Linked DNA regions of Homo sapiens: region 2 is linked to region 1. Evidence: read pairs that join two places in POLR2A ChIA-PET (ENCODE). Cell type or tissue: OCI-LY7. All regions are shown on one strand.

Region 1 (2,500 bases):
ATAGTGGGAGACTACAACACCCCACAGACACTAATAAATCACTGAGGCAAAAAATTAACAAAGATATCAGGACCTAAATGTAACACTTGACCAAATAGTCCTAATAGACAGCTACAAAACTCTTCATCTACAAACTACATAATATACATTTTTCTCATCACCATATGGCACATACTGTAAAACTGACCACAATCAGAAATAAAACAATTCTCAGCAAATTCAAACATCCCAAAATTATACCAACCACAAACTTAGATCACAGCCTGATAAAAATATAATTGAATACAAAGAAAACCACTTGAAACCATACAATTACATACAAATTAAAAAACCTGGGCTGGGCATGGTGGCTCATGCCTGTAGTCCCAGCACTTTGGGAGGAAGAGGCAGGCAGATCACTTGAGGTCAGGAGTTTGAGACCAGCCTGACCAACATGGTGAAACCCTGCCTCTATTAAATATACAAAAATTAGCCGGGCGTGGTGGTGCATGCCTGTAATCCCAGCTACTCAGGAGGCTGAGGCACAGAATCACTTGAGCCCGGGAGGCAGAGGTTGCAGTGAGCCGAGATTGTGCCACTGCACTCCAGACTGGGTGACAGAGTGAGACTCTGTCTCACAAAACAAACACCTGCACCTGAATGACTTTTTGGTAAATAACAAAATTAAGGGAGAAATCAAGAAATTCTTTGGAACAAATGAGAACAAAGTACTGCAACACAGCTGACACAGTGTTAAGAGGGAAATTTATAGCACCAAATGTTCACATTAAAAAGTTAAAAAGATCTCAATTTAACAAACTAACATTATAAACAAAAGCATGAGAGCAGCAAGAGGAAACCAACTTCTAAACTAGCAGAAGGCAAGAAATAACCAAAATCACATCTGTACCAAAGGAAATTTAGACATGAAAAACTATACAAAAGATCAAGAAACCTAGGAGTTAAATCTTTGAAAAAATTAATAAGTTAAATAAACCACTAGTTAGATTCATGACAAAGACAAGATCCAAATAAACACAATTAGAAATGACAAAAGAAGCATTACCACTGACCCCACAAAAACACAAATAACTGTTGAAGTCTGCTATGAACACCTCTATGCACACAAACTAGAAAATCTAAAAGAAATGGATAAATTCCTGAACAAATACATCCTCCCAAGACTGAGCAGAAAAAGAAATTGAATCCCTGAATAGACCAATAACAAGCTCCAAAACTAAATTACTAATAAATAGCCAAGCAACCAAAAAAGGCTCAGGACCAGAGAGATTTACAGCTGAATTTTACCAGATGTACAAAGAAGAGCCGGTACCATTTCTTCTAAAACTATTCCAAAAAATTGAGAAGGCACTCTTCCCAACTCATTATATAAGAACAGTATCATATGATACCAAAACCTGACAGAGATATAACAAAAAAAGAAAACTTCAGGTCAATATCTTTGATGACCATTTATGCAAAAATCATCAGCAAAATACTGGCAAATTGAATCCAGCAGCACATCATAAAAGCTAATCCACTATGATCAAGTAGACTTTATCCCTGGCATATAAGGTTGGTTCAACATACACAAATCAATAAATGTGATTCATCACATAAACAGAAATACAGACAAAAACCACAAGATTATCGCAATAGATGCAGAAGAAGCTTTCAATAAAATTCAACATCCTTCGCATTAAAATAATTAAAGGCCCTCAACAAAGTAGGCACTGAAGCTACATACTTCAAAATAATGAGTTATCTATGAGGAACCCACAACCAACATATGGAATGGACAAAGCTAGAAGCATTTCTCCATGAAAACTGGCACAAGACTAGGATGCTTTCTCTCACCACTCCTATTCAACATAGAATTGGTGGTCCTCACTAGAGCAATCAGGCAAGCGACAAAAATAAAAGGCATCCAAATAGTAAGCAAACAAGTCAAACTATCCCTGTTTGCAGACAACATATCTAGAAAAGCCTATAGTCCTCACAGAAAAGCTCTTTAAACTGAAAAATAACTGAAGCAAAATTTCAGAATACAAAATAAATGCACAAAAATCAGTAGCATCCCTCTACATCAACAACATCCAAGATGAAAACCAAATCAAAAACACAATCTCATTCACAATTGCTACAAAAAGAATATTTAGGAATACAGCTAACCAGGAAAGTGAAAGATCTCTACAACAACAATTACAAAACACTGCTTAAAGAAGTTAGATATGACACAAATAAATGGAAAATCGTTTTATGCTCTTGGATAGAAAAGATCAAAATTATTAAAATGGCCATACTGCCCAAAGAAATGTACAGATCTAATATTATTCCCATCAAACTCCCAAAAACATTCTTAGCAGAACTTAAAAAAAAAAAACACCTATTTTAAAATTCATATGGAACAACAAAGAGCTCAAATAGCCAAGGCAATTCCAAGCAAAAAGAACAAAGCTGGAGGCACTGCATTACCTGAATTCAAACTATACTTCAGGGCTACAGTAACCAAAGAAGCATG
Region 2 (2,500 bases), 140 kb after region 1:
CTTTTCGATGGGATTGTTTGTTTTTTTCTTGCTGATTTGAGTTCATTGTAGATTCTGGATATTAGTCCTTTGTCAGATGTATAAATTGTGAAGATCCTTTCCCACTCTGTGGGTTGTCTGTTTACTCTGCTGACTGTTCCTTTTGCTGTGCAAAAGCTCTTTTGTTTAATTAAGTTCCAGCTATTTATCTTTGTTTTTATTGCATTTGCTTTTGGGTTCTTGGTCATGAAATCCTTGCCTAAGCCAATGTTTAGAAGGGTTTTTCCAATGTTATCTTACAGAATTTTTATAGTTTCAGGTCTTACATTTAAGTCCTTAATCTATCTTGAGTTTATTTTTGTATAAGGTGAGAGATAAAGATCCAGTTTTATTCTCCTACATGTGGCTAGCCAATTTTCCCAGCACCTTTTGTTGAAAAGGGTTTCCTTTTCCCACTTATGTTTTTGTTTGCTTTCTGAAAGATCAGTTGGCTGTAAGTATTTGAGTTTATTTCTGGGTTCGCTATTCTGTTCCGTTGTTCTATGTGCCGATTTTTATAATAGTAACATGCTGTTCTGGTAACTATGGCTTATAGTATAGTTTGAAATCAGGTAGTCTGATGCCTCCAGATTTATTCTTTTGCTTAGTCTTGCTTTGGCTATGTGGGCTCTTTTTTCGTTCTGTATACATTTTAGAATTGGTTTTTCTAATTCTGTGAAGAATTATGGTAGTATTTTGATGGGGATTGTATTGAGTTTGTTTATTGCTTTTTGCAGTATGGTCATTTTCCACAAGATTAATTCTACCTATCCATAAGCATAAAATGTGTTTCCATTTGTTTGTGTTGTCTATGATTTTTTTCAGCAGTGTTTTGTAGTTTTCCTTGTAGAGGTCTTTCATGTAATTGATTAGGTATATTTCTAAGTATTTTATTATTTTTGCAGCTACTGTAAAAGGGGTTGAGTTCTTGATTTGATTCTCCACTAGGTCACTGTTGGTGTATAGAAGAGCTACTGGTTTGTGTACATTAATCTTATACCTGGAAACTTTGCTCAATTCTTTTATCAGTTCTAGGAGTTTTTTGGAGGAGTCTTTGGGGTTTTCAAGATAAAAGATCATATCACCAGCAAACAGTGACAGTTTGACTTTCTCTTTACTGATTTGGATGCCCTTTATTTCTCTTGTCTGATTGCTCTGGCTAGGACTTCCAGTGCTATGTTGAAGAAGAGTTGTGAGAGTGGGTATCCTTGTCTTGTTCCAGTTCTCAAAGGGAATGCTTTCAACTTTTTTCCCATTCAGTATTATGTTGGCTGTGGGTTTGTCATAGATGACTTTTATTACGTGGAGGTATGTCCCTTGTATGCCAATTTTGCTGAGAGTTTTAATCATAAAGAGATGCTGGATTTTGTCAAATGCTTTTTCTGCATCTATTGAGATGATCATGTAAGTTTTAACTCTGTTTATGTGGTGTATCACACTTATTGACTTGCATATATTAAACCATCTCTGCATCCCTGGTATGAAACTCACTTGATCATGATGGATTATCTTTTTGATATGTTGTTGGATTCAGTTAGCTGGTATTTTGTTAAGGATTTTAGCATCTATGTTCATCAGGGATATAAGTCTGTAGTTTTCTTTTTTGATCATGTCCTTTTCTGGTTTTGATATTAGCATGATGTTGGCTTCATAGAATGAATTAGGGAGGGTTCCCTCTTACTCTGTCTTCTGGAATAGTGTCAATAGGATTGGTACCAATTCTTCTTTGAGTGTCTGGTAGAATTCTGCTGTGAATCTGTCTGGTCTTGGACTTTTTTTGTTGGTAATTCTAAAATTACCATTTTAAAAGCTACTTGCTTTTGGTCTGTTCAGGGTAGGAGGGTTTTATTTTTACAGGAATTTATTCATCTCTTCTAGGTTTTCGAGTTTATGTGTGTAAAGGTATTCATCGTAGCCTTGAATGATCTTTTGTATTAATGTGGTATCAGTTGTAATATCTCCCATTTTGTTTCTTATTGAGGTTATTTAGATTTTCTCTCTTCTTTTCTTTTTTTTTTTTGAGATGGAGTCTCTCTCTGTTGCCCAGGCTGGAGTGCAGTGGTACGATCTCGGCTCACTGCAAGCTCTGCCTCCCAGGTTCAGGCCATTCTCCTGCCTCAGCCTCCCGAGTAGCTGGGACGACAGGTGCCCACCACCATGCCCGGCTAATTTTTTGTATTTTTAGTAGAGATGGGGTTTCCCCGTGTTAGCTAGGATGGTCTCAGTCGCCTGACCTTGTAATCTGCCCCCCTGGGCCTCCCAAAGTACTGGGATTACAGGCGTGAGCCACCGTGCCTGGCCTATTTATGTTTTCAAAGAAACAGCTTTTTGTTTCATTTATCTTTTGTATTTTTTTGCTTCAGTTTCATTTAGTTTTGCTCTAATCTTGATTATTTCCTTTCTTCTGTTGCATTTGGATTTGTTTTTTTCTTGTTTCTCTAGTTTCTTGAAGTGTGACCTTACAGTCTCAGTTTGTGCTCTA

What was found. ChIA-PET counts read pairs that join two places held together with the same protein. Peaks named below come from ENCODE experiments on the same cell type or tissue, not always from the same donor. Only the 100,000 strongest peaks of a DNase experiment are listed, where the experiment ranks them.
Region 2: POLR2A ChIA-PET joins it to region 1 with 7 read pairs; 2 of 35 experiments call an interaction of 5 or more read pairs at or near these places.

The regions. Positions count from the first base shown.
Region 1 is chr7:64,673,987-64,676,486 of GRCh38, reverse strand. The region is part of intron 1 of ZNF107 (zinc finger protein 107); the gene reads right to left. Among named protein-coding and RNA genes, the nearest start is that of MIR6839, 3.8 kb to the left of the region's middle. In OCI-LY7, no CTCF peak of the experiment used is centred here; no DNase peak of the experiment used is centred here; H3K4me3 peaks cover 2,500 bases; H3K27ac peaks cover 2,500 bases.
Region 2 is chr7:64,531,843-64,534,342 of GRCh38, reverse strand. All of the region lies in intron 3 of ZNF680 (zinc finger protein 680), which reads left to right. Among named protein-coding and RNA genes, the nearest start is that of ZNF680, 30 kb to the left of the region's middle. In OCI-LY7, no CTCF peak of the experiment used is centred here; no DNase peak of the experiment used is centred here.